Regions from separate parts of the Homo sapiens genome. Here region 2 is linked to region 1. The links are chromatin loops, found by intact Hi-C in ENCODE. Cell type or tissue: ascending aorta. All regions are shown on one strand. Each heading gives the region's core, and the rest is flanking DNA. Links, peaks and the distances in the headings are about the cores only. Region 1 has its middle 160 kb from the start of FNDC3A. Region 2 overlaps LOC107984559 (a long non-coding RNA gene).

The links. Hi-C counts contacts between places; a loop is a spot of excess contacts. Peaks named below come from ENCODE experiments on the same cell type or tissue, not always from the same donor. Only the 100,000 strongest peaks of a DNase experiment are listed, where the experiment ranks them.
Region 2: a loop joins it to region 1, with 5 times the contacts of the local background. A loop is called at or near these places in 3 of 110 quality-filtered maps.

What each region holds. Positions count from the first base shown.
Region 1 is chr13:48,812,323-48,824,426 of GRCh38, forward strand. No RefSeq gene overlaps it. Among named protein-coding and RNA genes, the nearest start is that of FNDC3A, 160 kb to the right of the region's middle. In ascending aorta, for the core only: no CTCF peak of the experiment used is centred there; a DNase peak (open chromatin) is centred at 6,499; H3K27ac peaks cover 2,203 bases.
Region 2 is chr13:48,878,924-48,891,027 of GRCh38, forward strand. LOC107984559 (a long non-coding RNA gene) reads left to right here. Exons shown (of 3, transcript XR_001749987.2): 2 at 1,003-1,160. Among named protein-coding and RNA genes, the nearest start is that of FNDC3A, 91 kb to the right of the region's middle. RefSeq lists an enhancer at 5,479-5,718. In ascending aorta, for the core only: no CTCF peak of the experiment used is centred there; no DNase peak of the experiment used is centred there; H3K4me3 peaks cover 372 bases; H3K27ac peaks cover 1,860 bases.

The DNA.
Region 1 (12,104 bases), core at 2,383-10,382:
CAATGTGTAATGATCAAATCAGGGTAACTGGGATATCCATCACCTCAAACATTTTTTTCTTTGTGTTGGAATGATTACAATTCTCCTAGCTATTTTGAAATATACAATAAATTATTGTCAACTGTAATTTTCCTACTATACCACTGAACACTAGAACTTATTCCTTCTATCTAAATGTATTTTCATGCCCTTTAACCAAGTTTTCTTCTTCCCCTCACCTCTTTCCTTTCCCAGCCTCTGGTAATCACCACTGTACTCTCTACTGCCACAAGATCCACTTTTTTAGCTCCCACATATGAGTGAGAGCAATATTTATCTTTCTGTGCCTAGCTTATTTCATTTAACATACAACCTCCAGTTCCATCCATTTTGCTGGAAATGACAGGAAATTCTTTTAATGGCTGAATAATATTCCATTGTGTGTATATACCACATTTTCTTTATCCATTCACCACTGATGGACACTTAGGTTGACTCTACATATTGGCTATTGCAAATAGTGCTGCAATAAACATGGGAGTGTAGCTATCTCTTCAATATATTGATTTCTTTTCTTTTGGATATATGCCCAGCAGTGGGATTGCTGGATCATACGGTAGTTCTGTTTTTAGTGTTTTCAGGAATCTTCATACTATTTTCCATAGTGGCTGCACTAATTTACATTCCCACCAACAGTGTAGGAGCGTTTCCCTTTCTCCATCTCCTCACCAATATTTGTTACTTTTTGACTTTTCTCTAATAGCCATTCTGACTGGGGTGAGATAATATCTCATTGTGATTTTGATATGCATTTCTCTGATGGTTAGTGATACTGAGCATTTTTTCATATACTTATTGGCCATTTGTATGTCTTTGCTTGAGAAATGTCTAATCAGGTCTTTTGCCCATTTTTTAAATTGAATTATTTGGTTTTTTGCTATTGAATTGTTTGAGTTTCTTATATATTCTGTTACTAATCCCTTATAGGACAGAAAGTTCACAAATAATTTCTCCCATTCTGTAGGATGCCTCTTCACTTTGTTCATTGTTTGCTGTGCAGAAGCTTTTTCAGAATACACAGTTTTTAAACTTCTGCATATTATACCCTGGTCAATTGTTCTTTTTCTTCTTAGGCTATTCCACTCCATAATTCTTTTCAGCTATTAGAAATTCACATCATAAATATTTTCTGATCTCTTTTTCTCAAAGTATATTTTAAAACATAGGACAAGAAAATGATCTTAGATCTTTTAAGAAACATCAGGAAAAAAAATAATAATAAGAGACCCAGGCTGTGAAATATAAGACGCATTAATGAAGTATTTTTAGCAACACTGACGCAATGGAAAAATTAAAATGGAATTTAAAGTTCCGAATGAGTGGGTTGAAGCAGGGGCACAAACATACTGAAGTGTAGGTGGCAGAACAGTCACAGGGAGAGAAATGCAAAATGCGGAGTTCTGTTTTCAAAGGAGTTTCCCTTCTATGGTTGTGTAAGTGAAAAGAAACATCAGACATTGTCATGATTGGATTGGCATTGAGTAGAAGGTTGGAACAGACTGGCCACTAAGATCAATTAATCTAACTTTAATAATTTCGTGATTCTACAGCTTTCAAATTAACTGGAAATTTACCAGATTAATGCTTTTGTTGATACTGTGTCCATCTTGCCCAGACTAATTTTTCCTGGTGTTTACCTTGCAGAACACAAAGATCGGCCAGGCACGGAGGCTCACCCTGTAATCCCAGCACTTTGGGAGGCCGAGGAGGGTGGATCACCTGAGGTGAGGAGCTTGAGACCAGCCTGGCCAACATGGCAAAACCCAATCTCTACTAAAAATACAAAAATTAGCCAGGTGTGGTGGTGCGTGCCTGTAATCCCAGCTACTTGGGAGGCTGAGGCAGGAGGATTGCTTGGGAGATGGAGGTTGCAGTGAGCTGAGATTGTGCCACTGCACTCCAGCCTGGGTGACAGAGTGTGACTCCATCAAAAAAAAAAAAAAAAAAAAAAAAAGGAAAGGAAAGAAAGAAGAAAGAAAGAAAGGAAGAAAGAAAAAAAGAAAGAAAGAAAGAAGGAAGGAAAAAAAAGAAAGCTGAAGACCATGAGAACTTCTTCTACCAAAGGATTCTGGGATAAATATATTTTTGGCCATTTGGCATACTATAGATTAGGGATCAGCAAATTTGTCCCGTGAAGGACCAGATAGTAAATATTTTAGGCTTTGTGGGTTATATAGGGTCTTCTTCTCCTCTTCCTCTTCTCCCTTCACCTTCTCTCCCTCCTCCTCCTTCCACTTCTTCACAACCCTTTAAAAATATAATGAATATTCTTAGCTTGGAAGCTGTACAAAAACAGGCTGTGGGCCATGTTTGGCCCATGGACTGGTAGTTTGCCCACTCCTTAATATTCGAAATATATATTAGCACAGTAAAGACTCTGAAAAGATCTGTAAGATAAAAATCTGTTTAACCAGATTTATCCCAAACTTATTGGACCAGAAAACTCTTTTTCTCTTAACCATTTCATATCTCACATAATTAGTTTTCCATGGAAAATACTTTGGAAAATTCTGACCTTTTTTATATAGAGAGAATAATAAAATTTATCCCTACTATATAAAGAAACACTCCAAATGGCTTAAAGACATAAATAGAAAAAGTACCAGAGACTATCTCTGTGGCCTTGGAGTATGACTATATTCCCAAGCAAGATTCCAAAAAAATTAAGCACTAGGCAAAAATTATGAATTTGACTACATCAATATTAAGGATTTCTGTTCAACAAATAGCATGACAGAAAAACTTAACAATTGCATAAAAGATTGGGAGAAAATATTTGCAATGTTAAAAACCATAAAAGATTAATATTTCAAGGAAATTTTGTCAATTAATAAGAAAAAGATTGGGACTCTAAAAGAAATGCAGGTAAATGATGTCAATAAGCAATGTATAAAAGGGGAAATCAGAATGGCTAACAAATATATGTTTAGCTGCATTAGCAATTGTAGGAATGCAAATTGAAAAAAGAATAAAATACTCCTTTATACTATGCATAAGTTGGCAAATATTTTTAAAATTAGATAATAGCCAATATTAGCAAGTGTGTAGGAAAATGGCTTTTCTCATGCACTGCTTGTGAAAGCATAAAACCAGTGCAACCATTCTGGAGAAAAAAATTGGCAAAACTTAGTGAAATTTAGTACATCTAGTTTCACTCTTGAGTCTAAACCCAGAGGAAAGTATCCATAGATCCAAAGATGACAGGTACAAAGAAGTTCATCACAGCATTTTATTTCATGGTAGGGAAGGGATACTGGGAGGCAAAATAGCTGCTCATCAGCAACCAAGGGATGGATAAATAAAATACAGCTGAAGCTCATATGGAATACTATACAGCAGCCAGAAACAATAAACTGGAGGTACATAAAGCAACATGAATAGAGCTCCTGAAACTAGTGTTAAGTAAAAAAAGTAAAATTCTGGGCCAGGCTCAGTGGCTCACACCTGTAATCCCAGCAGTTTGGGAGGCCGAGGCAGGCAGATCACATGAGGTCAGAGGTTCGAGACCAGCTTGGCCAACATGGAGAAATCCTACCTCTACTAAAAATACAAAATTAGCCAGGTGTGGTGGCACATGCCTGTAACCCCAGCTACATGGACGCTGAGGCAGGAGAATTGCATGAACACGGGAGGTGGAGGTTGCAGTGAGCCAAGATCATGCCGTTGAACTCCAGCCTGGGCAACAAGAGCAAAACTCCATCTCAACAACAACAACAAAAAAGTAAAATTCTGATCGCACTACAGACAGTGAGATCTATAGCATAATGTCAATTATAAAACTAAAAACATATATACATATTTTTATATATCATATACATACTAAACATAATGGTGGGGTATCATAAATAAAGGGGAAAAATAATATAAGTAGAGATGAGGTTTCACCATGTTGGCCAGGCTGGTCTTGAATTCCCGACCTCAGGTGATTCACCTGCCTCGGCCTCCCAAAGTGCTGGGATTACAGGTGTGAGCCACTGTGCTTGGCCAATTTTTTTTTAATACAGATTACCACTGTCAAGATTGTAAATAATTCACTGGTTATAATTCTTAAATTTTATACCAAAATTATATGATTTTCCCAAAGAATACATTATCCTAAGTCCTTGCAGTATAATTTTATTAGTATGGCTTTTGAACTATTCATGTCCCCTATGTAAACAAAAGCTCTCAGTGAAAAGGCAGTTCATTTTGAGAGGTACTGTAATATATGTAAGAGTATCTTGAGTGTGTGGAAATAACATGGATTGATTTTCCCTAGGTGGAGAAGCAGGATGAAGCAAATACATCTAATACTTCCTCATTCACTCTACGTTTGCATATTTGTATCAATTTCAAATGAAATTGCAACTATAATCTGCCTATGTTACAAGATCAGAGTAAATTCCCTATAGCAAAATAATCAAAGCAAAAAACAAAAAACAAATGCACACATGAGGAACTCAACAAAAAGAGCTGAATTAGAGCTTTTCAGCACACACTCCGAAAAACATAAACACAAAGCAACCACAGGCAGGCTATAAATTGTCCTGAGTTACACAATGGAGTGATAAGACAGAGATGACCTGGAAGATGTGAGCTGGCGGGACTGTCTGAGATTGATTAGTTGGCTGCCTTAATGCACAGGTAATAGGATGCCTTTCAGCTCCAGTCTGCCTATTTTAGTCCAAATTTGTTTTCCCTCCTGCCTTAAAAATTAGAAGAGTCCCTGTCACTTCAGTTCTGCAATTATATGGAAGCTCATTCATCTCACAATACTCCAAAATACACAAATGCCATCCTTTTTTTGCTATGCAACACAAAATGCAGTGCTCTTTTATCTAATGCCATCAACACGCAATCTCACAACGTACTTCTGAAGAAATTGATTCCAAAATTTAGCAAAATGTCAAGGTTTGGAGAGGAGATGAGAAAAAGAGACAACACTATAATAGATGCTAAGAAGAGAGCCAGGAGCAAGCTGCAAAATTGAAGATACCAGATGTGAAAGTGAAACCATCTCTATTTCATAGCAAACCTGAGCAGCAAACAATGATTCCAAACCTGCAAAGTGGAGCGCATGTGTGGTGAAAGGAATGACAGGCTATGTCATTGGGAAAGTGGAGAATTTCAGAGCCTAATTTTGGGAGTAGCCAGAAAACCAACCAAACAAATTGATTTGGAAGAGAGAGGTATGGAACTTTATGCAGAGGTGACAATCGTCAGGATAAAGGCCAGCTTAGGAGTAGATGCACAACTTTCAGCATGCCAGGTGTCTCCTACATGAAAAGTTGTGTTTTGGGCAGCCTTCTCCAAGCCTCCATCTATGTGATCCTAAACTGATGTCTCTTGGGGAGAACTCTAGCCTAATCCAGTCCAGAGCTTTCACATGTAGGTTTGTGAGCTGTCAACATGAGTATTCTGATATCAGAGGGGACTTGTACACAGAAAACACTATCGTTATCAGATAGAAATCAAATTAGTTGATTAAATACAAATTTAAAACCTTGTTTACTTTAAGGACTTGAGGTTTAACTTAAAAATGTTATTGGGCTATTATATCTGATCCATTCACATCAAACATTCTAAGCATCTGTAACAAGGAACTCCCCTTTCAAAATTAGTTAATCAAATACCTTTTAACACTTTAAGCCTCATTAATAAAAATAATGCATTTCATTTTTTCAGCCCTTCAAATGCCTAAATGGCTTCTGGCTTACAACCAGAAGAAGCAATAGCTTCTTCAAATACTTAGAAGGTTTTGTAAAATGAATGAATTAAAATGTTAAGCTCTTTTAAACAGTCTAATACTGGTTATAGGCCAAGTCCATTTTTCTTATGCTGTTTTTGCTTATATGAGAAGCCTAAATTCAAATACACATTTTAAATCAAATGCATAAGACTTACATGTCAGTTTCTCCAATGTAACAAATTCTCTGTGACATGACACGAGCTTTTACTAGCAAGCATTTATTAAATATCATTACACTTGACACACAAGTATCAATACTATGTGTTGGTTATATTTTATCATCTCTATCTTCAGTTCTTCCTATCTTATATTTCATATCTTAGGTGAGTTGAAGTTACCACCTTAATGGTGGCCACTATAGGATCATTATCTCAGGCAGCCAGAGATTGCTTATTGGGCAGAGATCTGAGGTCAGAATGCAGGGCTGAGGCATGAACAAATCCAAAGGGATTATTTCTGAGTCATTGAAGGACAAAGTTTTTATTTTCTTACCACTTTAACAGCCTCCTTTATGGGAATTTATCATCTGTATATTAGTCACCAACTCTAGCTGTCTTAAGCCAAAGGAATTTGTTGGAGAAACATAAGGGCTCAGAAAATCAACAGGAGGCTGGAGTAACAGGCATTAAGCAACTAAAACCAGCTGGAACTAATGGCACTGGAGGACCAGGCAGTAAGAACACAGCTACAGCCACACAGCAGAATGGACTGGTCAAACACTGCCCCATCCCTGATACAAATGGCCTGTTTCTTCCATCCTTTCAGCACTTGCTCAAGACTCAAGTTCCTGAGATGGTGAATCCAATTGGTTGAGCCCAGATCATGTGCCCATCCCCCACGGCAAAAGAGCATGGATTCTTTTCCATTTCCTTAGAGGCAGGGATGTACTCTCTCTGCCATTAAGAAGACACATGTGGGAGAAAGCTAATCCCCTTAAATGAAATCAGGATGCTATGGAAAGGAGATTGATGTAGGGCTGCCAAACACAACAGATGACCACCATTTCCTACCCATTATCTTGTGTTTCAAAATCCATGACTAATCCTTTTGATATCACCATTCTCGTAACCCCACATTTTTATTATATCTCATAACCCCCCAGCTTACCTTTATTCACCTTTAATCCACATCTTTTGAAAAGATATTAATTTGGGGCTAAATCACCAATGGTTTGGGATTTTTAAAACTATTTTTCAAATCAATTTCATAACCTGCAAAATATTTCACGGATGTGAAGTGTGAAGACAGTCTATCACCATCCCCTGCAGAAGAAGTCTAAATGAGACATTACCTTCCCAGGCACCGAGTTGGTTCCTCAGATTAGGACATTGGGTTTCTAGTACACATCTGGGACAAATAAAGGTTTTGTTTTTTTCTTAAGCTTCTGATTTATAGGTCAACAAAACAGCATGTTCTCTGCAAAAATGCTCTTAAGATGCATGGTATTTCTCTAGTGAGACAAACATGCCATTTAATAGTCATCAGATATTTATAAGGTGACAATTCATTCACTTCACTGTTGCCCCATTGCTGTTCAGGAAAGGCTTCAAAGTCCAGCCTTCATTCCTGGCTCTTCCGTGCCAGGCAAACCTCCTTGCCAGGAGTCTTCACTGAGGTTACTCTTCACAGTGCCTGCTGTGGCAAACAAAGCCACATCGTGGCACATGGCACCTATCAGTGACTTGGTATTAGGACCAAAGTTAACATTTGGTAAACAAGTCTGCTGCCTTCAATTCCCCTCAAATCACTTTTCCTTTTACACAATCATTTGGTCATGGTAATGGAGTCCACACAGAAGAGTGGTAAAAAGAGTGGCATTTCTCTGAGCCAGCATCAACCTGCAGAATAGGAATAGGACTCTCACTTCTTTTGTGCCACACGCCTACAAACGCTGACCCTCCCTCTCCAGAGCCCTGCTGCAGAATAGGTATAGCCTTTCTGTCTCCTGGAGACAAAAACTTACACCAGCTCCTGCAACGATCTGGGATGTATTATGTAATGCTTACTCTGTATTACCTGTGGTGAGTCACCATGTCATTTTGCACTTGTCTATACCAAATAAATCCTTAACAAAAATGCGCAAAGTTGCTGATGGAAGAGGAAGCTGTTGATAACTTTCTTTCCATCATTTGGAGCCACATCACATAACTTGTCCTATGTTATTTTTTGGAAGTAGTTTTATTCCTGGCTTGTTGGTCTCTGGCTACTTATCTTACTGTAGCATATCTCATTAGGAGATAAAAGAGATCAGATTCTATTTGTTATGCCTTATTTGTCGTCCTTAGAATCACAACACAGCATTCACATATCACATACCATGGGACTGTTAAAAAATACAAAAACAAAGTATATTCTGCCCCATTCAAGCTCAATAAATACTTGTTGACAGACTGCCAAACTCTATCCAAAAACAGAAGAAATGCCAATTGTGCAATGATTCCTCTTTATAACAAATACAAGGGCATTCATTAATTCACTCACTAAATTTATTGAGTGCCACCATGCCAAGCACTGGGCTAGACACAGGGGAAATAATAATACACAAATCATTCCCCTGCTCTCCTGGAACAACAAATATTAATAAGAACTACACAGATAAGACAAACTGCAGTGATGACCAATGTTAGGAGGAGATGCAAAAGGCCACACAAGACTACGAATGGGAGCTGATTAGTTAAGCAGGTCAGGAGAGTCTCCCTGAAGAAATGGTACTTGAACTGAGATCAGAAAAATGAAGGGAGGATATTTAGCTGAACAGAGAAGAGCACCCAAGGCTAAGAAAATAGCCTTGGGGTAGGAGGAAGCTTTGATGGCAAGCACAAAGAACTGGAAGGTCTTTGTGCCTGCACAGAGTGAGTGAGGGGAAGTGGGCTGGACAGGAGCCTGAAAACCTAGCTACACATCTTGCCAAGGAGTTTGTCTTCTCCTAAGAACTATGGATTGAAAGATCTCTTAGATTGAAACAAGAAGGTCAGGACTGGGTTTGAGAATGGGAAGCGTGAAAACTGTGGGCACCAGTCATTTTCCCTCACAAGCTTTTTGGAGCCTTAGAGTAGACATGGGAATAGCATGGATGAAAGACACCATTGGGGGTGCAAGGCCTTCCAGGTGTCCCTTCTGTTTCTCCTGTGTCTTGGGGTGTCAGCCATGGCCAGCACTTGTCAGAGTGACCAAGTCTTTAAATGTGAAAGTCACTGTACCGTGGGGTATCCAGGATTTCTTCTCCCACCCCACATGAGGTCAGCAGTTCTGCCACTCAGCAGCCCTCATGGCCCAGGCCTGAAGTCCAATATCTGAATGGTGAAATTGTTGCTGGATTATGTTGAGGATTCTCTGAGTCTCTGTTGCAGAACCTAGGATTTCTCTGTTACGTCCTTTTAGGGGCTTTCCATCAGCAGGCCTGGCTGTTGCTGGCAGGCAGGCTGGCTGATTGCAGAAGCACAAGGATTTAGAAAAAGGGTTCGTAATATAAAAAGATTTTTGTATTGAAAGCACCACTCTGGCTCCAGTGTGTAGGACAGATTAGAGGGGGCTCACAATGTGGATGATGAAACCAATTAGGAGGTGATTGTGGCTTAAACCAGTGTGGAAATGAAAGCGACAAAGTGCACAGAGTCAAGGGACATTTAGGAGTATAAATGTAAACAGAGCTTGGTAGCTGATATAGAAATGAGATTCTAGGCTTATGATTCACACAACTAGATGAAGTCCCCAAACTCATTAAAAACTCATAACAGTGTTATTCTCAAGAATAGGGGACATGGGAAGAGGACAAGATTTGGTCCTGGGTACATGCATCATCAAAAGAAAAATCTTTTAAAGGTGAAATTTTTTCATGCTGATAAATAATCATGGCAGTTGTGTCAACAGTAGAGAGAAGTATGTAGAAACTGAATGGGGAAACTGAGTGGGAAGAGGCTGAGCCGGTGAGGAAAAACAAAGCTGCAGTAGAAGCCACAGGTAGTTATTTTAAATAACTGTTTACTTAATAATTTAATGATATTGAATAAATTGTATTAAAACACAATTTTATAACAACTACAGAGTAATGCACATAAAGAAGCTATGTAGGCTGGTCATGGTGCCTTACACCTGTAATCCCAGGACTTTTGGAGGCTGAAGCAGGTGGATCACTGGAGCCCAGGAGCTCAAGACCAGCCTGAGCAAACCCCATCTCTACAAAAATATAAAAATTAGCCAGGTATGGTGGGGCATGCCTGTAGTCCCAGCTACTCAGGAGGCTGAGGTGGGAGGATCAGCTGAGCCTGGGGAAGTCAGAGCTGCAGTGAGCTGTGATTGCACCACTGCACTCCAGCCTCGGTAACAGAGTGAGACTCTGTCTCAAAAAAAAAAAAAAAAAGAAGCTATACAGATAAACATGGAAGAGGTGCTAAATGGAATTCTCATGTATTCATCATTGATCAATTTATTTATTTATCTATTTATTTCAATTTATTTTAATAAAAAACAAAGGCAGGGTCCCACTGTATTGCTCAGGCTGGTCTCAAATTCCTGAGCTCAAGCAATCCTCCCGCCTCAGCCTCCCAAAGTACTGAGATTATAGTGAGCCACTATACCCGGCCATTGATCAATTTTTAACATTTTTGCTCTGAAGCCAAGTAAGGCAGAGAAACTAGGGGACCCTAACAGATGACAACAGCTGGTGTTCAGAGGTCAGGCTCCACAGAGCCTTGCTCAGAGGAGCATTGCTCCAGGGATGGTTAATTCTTATTTTGTGGGTATGCACCAAACCCCCTCTAGCGTCTCTGAGGTCTGTTCCACTCCTGAAATTTGATGACACTGAATTTACTCCAAACAGGACTCAAAACACCGGGCGTCAGAACATCTCTGATGGCTCAGTACGTTTTTGGTCTAGCAAGTGTGTATCACATCTTCCTTCTTAAGGCCACTTGCTTAAGTTGGTGTAAAATTGGAGTCCTGGGCATATCCAGCTGGAAATTTCCTAGTAAAACTGAGGAATTCGAGAGGTGATGGTGTAACAAAAGGGAAGAGAAGGAAGGGATGCTGCAGCAATACAGCACACAGCTGGAGCTGCACCACAGGTCCCAGCCTAAGGCTCTGCCCTCCCATTCCAGTTGTTCAGTCAGCACTGTATGTCTGGCAGCAGAAACATACAGAAATTTAAGGTAATTTGCGGGGCAACAATTCCAACTATTTCTAGCAAGTATTATATTATTAGCCCCTTCACTTTTACTAAAATTAATCAGAGTTGAGTTATTTTTATTGAGTGATTATACTCTGATTTCAAATAGTTACTAGAAGGTAAAACTTGGTTTTGCCTTCAAAGTGATGCTGCATTGTTAATTTTTTTTTTTTAATGGAGCCTCACTCTGTCACCAGGCTGGAGTGCAGTTGTGCGATCTCTGCTCACTGCAACCTCCACTTCCTGGGTTCAAGCAATCCTCCTGCCTCAGCCTCCTAAGTAGCTAGGACTACAGGCACACGCCACCATGCCCAGCTAATTTTTTGTATTTTTAGTACAGACGGGATTTCACCATGTTGGCCAGGACGGTCTCAATCTCTTGACCTCATGATCCGCCCACCTCAGCCTCCCAAAGCACTAGGATTATATGCATGAGCCACCGCGCCCGGCCGCATTGTTAATTTTTAATTGGTTTGCAACATTAGTGTGCCTGTTTACAGATGACAGATCATTGAAAGAGTAACACATTTGTTTATATGTTTGTGTTTGCATATATATATCTGCAAATGAGAAGGAATAAAATCAACTCATTCGCTGAGAAGCAGAAGGACTGTTCTTTTTTTCTTTAGTGACAAGCAGTACAATCTTGTAAGTGGACAAGGTTTTGACATGGGCTGCAGGCTAGAGAAGACAGGCATTGGACTAAATATGGTTCCTGGTATGTTAGTGCTAACTCTGCCCTTTTCACACTGTTCCTCCTACTGCATCAATGTGAGGGGCAACCCTATAACTCCTGCCTGCACTACAGGGGCCATGATGCTGTTCAGCTGTAGACTGATGTTAAATTAAACTACATTTGGCATGAGGATGCCTCCATACTTGAGTCCTTATGTAATGAACTGCAGCCTAACTAAGTGCATAACTAACTGAATGTTTAACTTAGTAGTTACTGAATGTTTAACTTAGTAGTATACTTTGGTTTAACTGAATGTTTAACTTAGTAGTATACTTTTGTAACAGTATGCTTTTGTAAAAAGTATACTGACTTAGTAGTATGCTTTTGTAAAAAGTATACTGACTTAGTAGTATGCTTTTGTAAAAAGTATACTTACTTAGTAGTATGCTTTTGTAAAAGTGGACTTAGTAGTATACTTAGTAGTATATTTACTTAGT
Region 2 (12,104 bases), core at 1,784-9,783, 66 kb after region 1:
CAAGATCGCGCCACTGCAGTCCAGCCTGGGCAACAGAGCGAGGGACTCCGTCTCAAAAAAAAAAAAAAAAAAAAAAATACAAAAATTAGCCGGGCGTGGTGGTGTGCACCTGTAATCCCAGCTACTCCGGAGGCTGAGGCAGGAGAATTGCTTGAACCCAGGAGGCAGATGTTGCAGTGAGCCGAGATTGCGCCATTACACTCCAGCCTGGGCAACAGAGTGAGACTCTGTCTCAAAAAAAAAAAAAAAAAAATTGTAAAAGCGTTTTTTCCCTGTATACAATACAATGGTTCTAAGTATGAGTATAGTTCTTTATATGACTGGCCAAAGAAAATGTTGAGCTTATGCCAAATATCTCCTTGTTACCTTCTTATAGCTAAAGGCCTCTTGGTAAAATTATCACATTGACTCTGATGAACAAATCTTAAAAAAAAAAGAAAGAAAAGAAAAGAAAAGAAAAAAGAAAACAGCTGGAAATCATTTCCACCTTTACATGGTATTAGGTGTTTGAAGGCTTCAGAAAACCTTGAGAAAATTTGTTACGATTGAAGACAAGGTCTTCAGGAATAGAAAAAGAAAGATTTTTCCCTAAAATGAGGAATTTCATAATAATAAAAAATGAAAGCAAGAGAATGTTGAATTTGAAGTGAATGTGAAACTTGAAGAGATTCTTGAATGCTTGACTCATTGCTTTCTAAAAGCCTTTAAAGATGTCAGCTTCCTGAGGTTTTTATGTTCTCTGCTGCGTTTAGCAGACCAGGTTAATTGTGGATGGTACAGACTGTCAGGAAGAACACAGTGCTTTGATGAGTTACTACACTTAAGCTTCAATGGTGTGGGAGCCAATTATCTGCTCCCTAACCTGTGTAGACACTTACTTTCTTTCCTTTTCCTAATAGTTACCCAGATTTATGATCATTTAACATCTCCTTAGGACCTAGTGCAAATGTGGGCAGATGACATGAAAGAATATCAACCTCAGATCTATCGATTTTGTTACAGTCAACCCTAAATGGAGCAGATTATCCGTACAACATGGGCAATACTGATGAGTAGCACCTACTCCCCTGAAGGAACACAGCTGGATGCTGCAGAGACCAATCAACTGAGACAGCTGCCAGCCGGCCCCAGGATGCTGTGAGAAGACTGCATCAGAGAAGGTGCTGTATCAGCCGCTGACATGGGAAGCAGTGGCTATACTCACAATATACCTCAGACTTAGGTCGTGTATTCTACAAATTTCAAAGAGCCTTTACATCCATACGATCATTTAAACCGCCAAACACTATAAAGATATAATCACCCATGACCCACAGACAGAGGCACAGACCCTAGAGAGGTTAAATGCTTTGCCCAGTATTGCGAAGCCTGTGAGCAGCAAGATGAACTATCAAAGCCAGGTATTCTAATTGCAATACTTGTGTTAAAGCAAACTAAATATGGCCTGAGAAGGACTCTGTACTTCTATATTTGAGTCCTTGTGGATGAACTGCAACCTAACAGGTAGACAAGTTAGGGTATTGAAACCCTAACTTAGAGGTATGCTCCTGTAATAATCGCTGAGTCTTGGCCAATCCCAGCAGCCATACTTCAACCACTCCTACACTGCTGAGTGTTCAAACTGTGTTCAAATAAGGCAAATGCATAGCTGTAACCAATCCAGCTGTTTCTGCACCTCACCTCTGATTTCTGTATGTCACTTTCCTTTTTTTGTCTATAAATTTGTTCTGACCACGAGTCATCCCTGGAGTCTCTCTGAATCTGCTGTGATTCTGGGGGCTACCCGATTCACAAATCGTTCATTGCTCAGTTTAACTCCTTTAAATTTAATTTGCCTGACGTTTTTCTTTTAATACTTGTGAACTTTCACATTGCTAGCTTACAACAAAATTTTACTCAGTATTACTGTGGGCCAGATCTTTCACTAGATAAAAGAGGATTGAAAGAAAAAAGGCATAGATCTTTTTTTTTTTCAAGGAGCTCAAGACCTATAAAGGGGGACAGACAGAAACTGAGGCTATAATCCTAAATGATGAAGCCATAACTGAGGCAAATGGTAGGAAGGCACTCTGGACTTCAAGTGTGGACAAACTGTTTTCTAAGGAAGCAGCCACCTGTATAGTGGTAAGAAAAGATTTTAGACTTATCATGTCTTCTCCTTTTCAACTCTTGCCTCAAACTCTTTACAGACTAATTCTTTTAACAATACAAGATACGGGGTTAAGAACTTGGGCTTCAGCTCACACAGTTCTGGGTTTAAAACCTGTCTCTGCCTCTTACAAGCTCTTTGAGCTAGAGCAAGGTGACTTTGAGCAAGTGGCCACATTAAGATCCAGTACACTCCTCTGTCCAGTGAGAATGGTAATAATAGTATTTGCCATTTAAGGTGGCTGTGAGGGCTAAATGAGAAGATGTGTTCAAAGTGCTTAATGCCTCACCAGGTGTACAGTAAGGGCTCAATAAACATTGGCATGATGATGAGGAGGAGGAGGATGATGATGATGATAATTAGATACCTTGATTACTGGAGAAGAGAAAGGAGAATGGAGAGGAGGAAGGGAAGAACTTGAGTGATAGGGGCTTAAGAGAATTTTTACTTAATTCATATCTTGCATTCCAGCTAGAAATCAAGGAATCTGCAGCAAGCTGGGCAGCCACAGGTTAGGAAGATGAGGGTAGAGCATTGGGGTTCCTTAAAAGGCAGCAAAGCTGGATACCTGAAGTATAATGGTTTATGAGACAAGTGCAAATTTCCCTACCAGGAAATGATGTGTTACCAAACAGCCCAGTCACTCTGCCTCTGTCACCAGAAGAGTCCAGCACATTCTAAAGCTTCTACCAGACCCATCAGCCCTTCTCTGGCCCACTCACAGCCCCTCAGGGATTCCTGTTCTAGCCTGAAATCCCCACATGAGTCTTAGGCCATGTCTCCTTTCCCAGCATACCCAATCCAAGATCTGACTTCCCAGCTCTAGAATTCTGGTTCTCTACATATCACTCCACTGTGGCATAATTCAGCATTAAAGAGGATGGCCCTGGACTCCCTGATTTCAAATCCAGGCTCTGCTACTTACTAGATGTTTAACTATGGCCAAATTCCTGATCCCGTGTACCTCAGTTGCCCCCATCTATAAAATGGGGACAATATTATCGATGACCTAGGGTTTTGTGAAGTTTAGCTGAGTGCTTAGAATTGTGGCTGGCACCGAATTTAAGTGCTCAGTGAATGTTAACTGTTATGATTTTTTCCCCTCCTTGGAAAATTCCAGTTCTGGTAAATGATAAGTAGGGAAACATATGACAATAGTTACATAAAATATGGAATTATTTGTATATTTCAATTGTCAGTTTTAATTACATATTGTTTCACGCATGGATGATTGAGAGTTCTATCTTGGGACTTTTTCATTTGAACTGGTTCACAAAGATGATATAAATGATGCTGGAATGTCCATGAATAAAGAAGGGACATAGTAAATATTAATGACACTGGAGTCTGGCTGTCAACTTTTCTGAACATTTCCAAAATCCTAAAAGTTAAAAATTTCCCAAAAAGGTTTTTGTGTGTCTATGTGCCCCTAACATCTTTCAGAATTCCACATGAAAGCATCTAGATGAGATAAACATAGACAAGGATTTACCCAGTAGGAGCAGAATTACAATCGCTGAGTCTCCAAGAAGTGCTGCTGTCTTTGCTCTTGCCCAAACAGCCCCTTGGCTACTTATGTACAGTAGAAAGCTGATTCCATTTTCTTATAGTTATAAAACTTACATAAGATCATTGTAAAAAAAAATTAAAATGAAGACAATAATAATCTGTAATTACAATTCTTGGGAATGTAGGTTTAGCGCATTTTATATGATCAGCCAGTTCTTTCTCTGTGCATTAAACATATGACCAGAAAGGACCAGAGTAGGAATGACACGCTTGTGACTTGATCAAAGGCAAATTTACTGGGAAGCTAAAAAACCTTAAGCTTTAGGGCCTCTCCTTTCCACAGGTGTTTTCCAAGGCCTTGGCAATCTGTTCATATGGTAATACATTTGTATAAATTGTATAAATCTTAGGCTTCTTAAATCCTGGTTCCATCCCAGGTGCTGCTGGCTGCAGTCTTTCCTGCCCCATGCCATTCTGTCCCACTGAGCGAGCCCAGACCCAGACTCTGTTCACTCTGAGCTTCTAGCAGCCACTACCAATCAAACAGAGCAGGCATCCACTGAAATCTACTTGTCATCTTTCCAATTCCTTTTGCCCTAAGTTGGGATTGATGCAGGGCCTGAGAACTGCCAGCAGGTATAGGTTATAAGGCTTGGAGAAAAGAGAACTGTGGCAGGGGAAAGGTGGAATACAGGGATGACTAAGACACTCCTTGACCAGCTTTGGTCAGGCTCCTCTGAGGCTACTTCTCAACATGCTCCAACCTTCAGACTCCTGTGTCCATCTTTACAATGCCAAGACTTAACAAAAAAAAATTCTGTTAGGTGAGTTTAGCAAGAATCCCCATCTTTGATATCTAATAATTCCTTATCCTCACTCTTAGAATCTGATCTCTCCAGCCTGCCTTCAATAAGAATACTACCATCAGTTTAGCTAAAATCCCCCTTACCCCTGATATTTCCTCTTAGTAATTTTTCCATCCACTGGTCCCCACCCTTGTCCTTGGCTATAAATCCCTACTTGTCCACACTGTATTTGGAATTGAGCTCAGTTCAATAGTGAGCCTCTTTTCCTCTATTGCAATATTTGGTTTTTTAAAAATAAAATTTATCTTTAATTAGATCCCAGAGTTGATTCTCTTTAACAAAGGGCAGGCAGGACATGATACCCACCAGAATTCTAGAAATGCTTGGTTTGCTGTGACAAAACAGACTCATATGTGGGACTGAATACCACTTATACCCAATTATCATCCAGCACGATATGGTTTGGCTGTGTCTCTACCCAAATCTCATCTTGAATTGTAGCTCCCATAATTCCAATATGTTGCAGGAGGGACCTGGTAGGAGATACTTGAATCATGGGAGCAGTTTCCCCCACACTATTCTTGTGGTAGTGAATAAGTCTCATGAGATCTGATGGGTTTATAAGGGGAAACTCCTTTCACTTGGCTCTCATTTTCTCTGTTGTCTGCTGCCATGTAAGATGTGCCTTTCACCTTCTGCCATGATTGTGAGGCCTCCTCAGCCATGTGGAACTGTGAGTCCATTAAACCTCTTTTTCTTTATAAATTACCCAGTCTCAGGTACATCTTTATCAGCAATGTGAAAATGGACTAATACACAGCACAATGACAATTACATATATTACTATTAAATGTGTTCAGTTAACTTTGAGGACAACCCTAAACTCAGTTGAGGTGAGAGCCCTCTTCAGAGTCTTGCTCACCCACTTTGGTAATCCAATTGTAACTTTAAAAATAGAGAATGCTGCTTTCAAGCCACTCGTTTGAAAGTAAGCTGTGTTACTACAGTGTCACAGTTCCCACATAGTACTGGAAGTGATTCATTTTCTTGTTAACTTGTGCTATATATACTCCAGAAAAATGAGTTGGCATTTCTAAGAATACTTGTTAGAAAAGAACAGAAGTTTTTCTTTCTCTTCCTGTCATCTGAAACTCTTAAATCATAGACAGTGCAATGTGTAGGAAGCTAAAATACGTACTCAAGCTCAGAAGCACCTGCCATAGCAGGGTTTGTCTTTTTTTTTTTCTTCGTGGTATCAGATAGTTTCTCTAACTCTGAAGAAATTTTCTCTAGAAAAATATAACAGTGTTAGGGCCGGGTGCAGTGTCTCACGCTTGTAATCCCAGTACTTTAGGAGACCGAGGCGGGCAGATCACCTGAGGTCAGGAGTTCGAGATTAGCCTGGGTAACATGGTAAAACCCCGTCTCTACTAAAAATACAAAAATTAGCCAGGAGTGCTGGTGCATGCCTGTAATCCCAGCTACTCGGGAGGCTGAGCAGGAGAATCACTTGAACCTGGGAGGTGGAGGTTGCAGTGAGTCAAGATCACGCTATTGTACTCCAGCTTGGGCAACAGGAATGAATGTCCGTCACACACACACACACACACACACACACACACACACACACACTCTCTCTCTCTCTCTATATATATATATATGTATACATAGTGTTAGATATCCTGCAGAATGCAAACCAACAAAGAACTATTAAATACCTAAAACAAACACAGGTTCTTCTTTCCCTTGAAGCTTCTTTTTTGATTCTTTGATTGAAAACTTGGGCCAGATAAAAAGGAAGCACAGAACTACAAGTCATCACCCACAAAATGTTTCATTCTCTGACTTCACAGCTGTAAAGGCACCTGGGAAAGATGAAGAGAAACAGGTAGAAGAGTGACAGTTTAAAAAAAAAATCCATCCATTTAAGTAATCTGAAATGAATTAAAAGAGTCACATATGTTAAAATGCAATTCACATCCAAAAATGTTCCCTTTGTGGAAATTGTAATTATGGCGTTCTGACCACAAGACTTTTGTCTTGTTTAGTTTTGTTTTGGGAGCACCTCACAGGATTAGGTTAACTAGGAACACACACTGGGAAACAACTGCACTAAGTTTTCAAGAAAGGATTATGTTCTCTGCATCATTCAGGAGCAGTACTCATGCATTTCAGGAAGGTTTCCATCCCTATCAGACATACCTGGCTGTATATCAAAAGTCCATGCTCCTCTTTCATACAGGGTAGAGTTGCTGCTAAAAAGTGGGTGAGCAGCTAGGGACTCTATTTCTGCCAGCTCCTCCCCCACCTTTGCAGCTTGATGCAGTCTTGCAATTAAATCTTAGCAAAGGAAGGGATGTTCACCAGCATGAGGTCCCCGCCACAATCCTTAGTGTTCTTTATTCCTCTGCTACGTGAATGTTGACATTCAGGGCAACCTTGGAAGCCTCTCACTGAAGATGGCAGAGCCTCCATCTGATTTCGTCTCTGAATGATTGTGTCGAGCGGAGCACTTCCCCTGCTCCCACAGCAAACACACACACAGACACATACATATGTACTACCACCACCACCACCTCCACTTGACCTACAACTGTGCTGTACTCTTAAGTGAGCATAAAATAACTGTCTATTTTGTGAAGCCCTAAAAGGCTAAAGTAAAATGAGGTTGGTATTTGGAACGGTAACTTGTAGTTAGATCTATGCTTTGGGGAGGGCAGTGCCCTAGGCCCCATGGTGATATTGATGCTGCACCTTATACTTCTAATTTGGAGCATTATTAAAATTCAATTTTCAAATTTCTCTCTTGAATAAAGATAACCCAAGGGAGCCTATAAAGGATGCTGACAGGGTGATTCCTTTCAAGTGTGATTATCTTAGGAGTTTGCACTAATAGTGTTGCCCAAGACCCCTCATGCTTTAAAAGATCCAGACTTTAGTTATTTGAAAAACCCATCACACTCTCTGGATGTGCCAGATAAATTAACTTTTTGCTAGATATGTCTATTCATTTTGTAGTTGTGAAAACCTCTTGATCTCTGGAAATCTCATTTGAACAGTACTTGATTCAGCAAATGTTAATTGAGCACCTACTACGTGTCCAGAGCAGCAATCATCAAACATCAAATACACAAGAGACTTGAAAGCCATGTTCCTAGGCTAAGCTGGGAAGCCCACCACATTCATCTGTAGTGCCAGCCATGAAGCATAGCACCTTTGTCCTGACATCTGGCTGTCCCTCTACCCACTTCCCTACATCGATGACCTGTAGTACAAGCGTAGCCTCTCTAAATTCTGGCTGCCACAATTAAATAGAGTGTAGAGTGGTGTATGAAAATATCAGCAGAGTGAACTTTAAAGCAAGCTCTTCAGACCTGGGTCCTCAGGTACAGTAGTCCAGGCTCCCTCCTAATGTTTGAAGAGCTTGAAGTTGTATATAGTACCAATAGAGGCCCACGTTTCATATATCTAAATATTTTAAAGTTATTGAGCAAACTAGCAAACTGTTAAAGTAACCTCCTACCTTGGTAAATACACCTTCATAACAACTTGGAAGTCCAAGTTCAAATGTAGGATTCTTAGGCTCCATAGCATTCTGCATTGGAACTTGATGGTGAAGGTGAAATTTTTCCCAGCCATTCCATTTCTCTGCCTATCCTCAGCTGCAGACCCCACCAAGAACGCCTCATGTGTTGATGTGTGGATACGGCAGTCTACATCCAGCTCTGTCTCCAAACCCCTGCAAACAACTGGCCCTTGGTTACCCCCCAGGCCTGGATGAAAGGGGAGTCTACTCTTTGGAGGACAAACTAGAATAGAAACTCATGCAGGCCCAGAGCATGATGTTTCAAGGGGCACTATGTTTCTGAGTGAGACTATCCCCATGGTCCTGTGGGAAGGGACATAGCCAGAGCAGGGCCCTACTGGGGCCTCTAAAGCATGGATCCCAAGGCAGGTGCCTTTCTTGCCTTACCTAAGGGTAGTTCTGCGCCCACCCTCCCTCAGAATCACCGAGAAAAACAACTCCTATTCAAATAAGTTTGAGAAACACTGGATATTGCACAGCCTTCTTGGAAATTTATAGTTAAATTAGTATGATGTCTTAGCTTGGGCTGCCATAACAAAATATCATCAATTGGGTGGCTTAAAGAACAGACGTTTATTTCTCACCATTCTGGGGGCTAGGCAGGTGCTGGCTGATTTGGTTCCTGATGAGGGCTCTCCTCCTGGCTTGTAGATGGCCACCTTTTCACTATGTCTTCACATGGCAAAGAGAGAGCTCTGGTCTCTCTTTCTCTTCTTATAAGAACACTAAACTCATCATGGGGGCCCCACCCTCATGACTGCATCTAAACTGGATCACATTGCAAAGGCTCCACTTCCAAATACCATCATATAGGGAGTAAGAACTTCAACATATAAATTTTAGAAGGACACAAACATTTAGTCCACAACACAAAGGAAAGAGAGAGGACTGATGCAAAGAAATCAGTTTAACTTTAACTCAGTATCATCCACACATATTTCTTTATGAAATTTTTTTTGAAGTTTGGTGGATTTTCCATAAAAAACACTAGTATTCGTGCTAAACCACTAGAATCTTAAATCAGTCATCACCTTTGGCTCTATCCTCTCGGCCACTGGCTATTTCACCAATACGGTACCTCGCTTTAGTCTCTGCTGATGGTGATAAATACCATCAATAAACCTTGTTTCTAGATTTCCTTTTCTGTCATCCTCAGACCTGTCCTCCTATTAATAAAAGTCCTAACAATTTGCACAATTTCCAGAGTACCAGTCAAGGATGTTTTATTCACATTACCAGTCAAGCATGTTTTATTCACATTTACCAAAGTGATAACTGCAATATCGCCCCATCTTAACAACCAAGCAGGTGAAGCTGTGATTGACTTTTAAATGCAATCACTAAGCAAGTGGCCAAAACTCTGACTTCATAGAATAGACTCAAAACAACTCTCTGAGTTCACTTTTCTTCTCTCCTTATCATTTTACTTTGCTTTTCTTTTAATTTGGACATAAGTGCAGCCTGGTGAGTAAGATTATAAATGAAAAATTCAGGAATGCAAAATTGAAAATTAGATAAAAGCTATGGTTTTCTGTAGCCTAAAACGAATTCTCCAATTCCTTTTTTTTCCATTTCTCCCACCCTTTAAATTGCAGGCTGTTATGAAGATTTACTTAGCATTTATAAAATCTAGAAGAGCAATAAGAGTAGAAGTATTGCATAAAAGCCAAGAGAAGGGTTTCATGTTGAAGAACAATCACAGTGCGTACTTTTGTTTACTAGGAAAAATATAAAGGATTCCCAGAAGGCTAGTACTAAAAGTTAGTCGCTATTAATTCCAGTTGAAGCCATCCTCACAGCTGCCCTTATTACTCTGCTGAAAGCTCCCAAGTGTTCCAGCCACGCCGTTGCTGTGGTGACTGCTGCAACCACTTGCTCATTTCAGCTAAAAAACATATTCAGGTTGTCAGCCTGTGCCACTAGCTGATTTTGGCTCAGAACATTAAGGTCACTGACATTGCCTTCTCAACGCATGTTATCAATTGAACCTGCTGCAGTAAGAGAAAGTTGAGACAGAATTGTTGTCTAGGCCAGGAGCCAGTCAGGGTCTTAGGGGATGACAACGTCCTTGGTCATCTCATTTAGAGTCTAATCCTCAACTTCACAGCCAGAAGGTCAGTTCTGTGGGTATATGTAGGGAGAGCTGGGCTCTAGGGTGCTGATTAACATTAATCAAATTAATGCAAGAATAATACATAAACTAGAATGTTCATCATTTTCCGTTATAAAACATATTTATATATAAAATATAATCAAGAATCACAAAATATAATCAAGAGTACCAGAATTCCCATGCCCATGCATCAGTAAATTCTCTGCATGATACTTACAAAGCCAAATTTGAATGAGAAGGTTGCTTAGTTATCTGGAAACCAAAGCCAGGGTGAAAAACAAAACTATTTTGGTGGCTGTCATCATGAAACCCAACAACTCTGCCTCACCATTTTCCAAGTTCACTGTAGTTTATTTCCCTGTGTAATCCATCTTGCATTAGGACAAAAACCAACTAAGTCAGCTGTATCTTTAGACTAATATATAGCCATACTCCTCTGAGTTGATAGCTCGAATACTTTAATTTAGTTTTAGGTATTCCTCAAACTCTCCAGGCTCCCATTTATAAATCATTGCTTAAAATGCTTTGGTTCTGCAGATGGCTGGTGTCAGATTGACTTTTTCTAATACAGCCTTATGTTCAATTTTGGGGAAGCCTATATCATATACAGAAAACAGTTCAATGTTTCAAATTGTAGAAAGAAAATCAGGAAGACATTATAGAGAAAAGACTTAGTACCAGTTTGATATTGGATCTCTGGTGAGGCATTTGATTTTTAATATTTATTATCATATCCTAATATGTTCTGAAAGATGAAAGACAGTCATCATTTATGGTAGGCAGGATTCTAAGATGGCCTCCAAGATTCCCACCTCCTAATAAATAGGCCCTGCCATAGTTCCATCCTCTTGAATGTGGGCAGGACCAGTGACTATGATGAGATATCACTCCCATGATCAGGTTCCTATTCAGTTGACTTTGAGTTAATCAAAAGGGAAACTAACCTGGGTGGGCCTACCTAATCTGGTGAGCCCTTTAAAAGGTGAAGCAGCAGAAAGATGCTCTATTGCTGGCCCAGAAGGAAATAAACAGCCATGCTGTGAACTGAACTGCCTATGGAAAGGGCCATGAAACATACCATTACTCCAACATTTGTGCCTCCTCATATTTCATCTCTGTCCATTCTTCCAAAGAACTTAAACTCTATATGATAGCAGAAAAATAGTAAAATTTTTATACGTCATTGGAAAGAGAACGTTGAATATATGGTTGTCCTGAAAACATTTTTTAAAATGCTATACTTTGTCATATTTCCTTCCAAAAACCAGCTGTCTGGTATGAAGTCCAGAGCTGAGTTTTGAGACAGAGGCAAAAAAGAACCAAATTCCCTACAGTAATATAGTGAGAGAGAAGTTGAGCTTTAGGAATAAGAAGAGAGTTCAATAAGATAGTGAAAAAGAGGTCTGTGAAGGACAGAGCCAGTGAGAAATTTACTTGAGCAGGAATGGCCAAAGAACTTGTAAGATCAGGAGCGCTCAACATCTGTTTTAAGTTGTTTGCTGTGATGTAACCCCCCTCCACCGACTCAGATCAGTGGGGCTTCAGAGGATGAAGGAATCGGGCAGTTCCTAATAGGGTGTAATGCTAGGGGGAAGAGGTGGACAACATATGTAGGGGATAATAAGAAGAGAGGTGAAAAAGAATTCAGATGAAGCAGAAGTTTTGATTCAGAAATGACTTGAAATATAAACTCCCTAAACCATGAGAGATATTTCAAGGCTTCTGGGACACCCATCATAAGTAGAAGAGGATTTTGAACCATTTTAATTTGAAAATTATAATGAAACAGATGAGCCACTAATGCTGGAGGACTTAGGAACTCCCAGACAGTTGACATCAGCTGAAGCAGATGGACCCACTGTGTGATGGTGCAGCTCTCTTCCCACCTTCCTAATCTCGGCACCTGTGGCTGCATTCCTCAGTGGAAAGCAACACTCACAG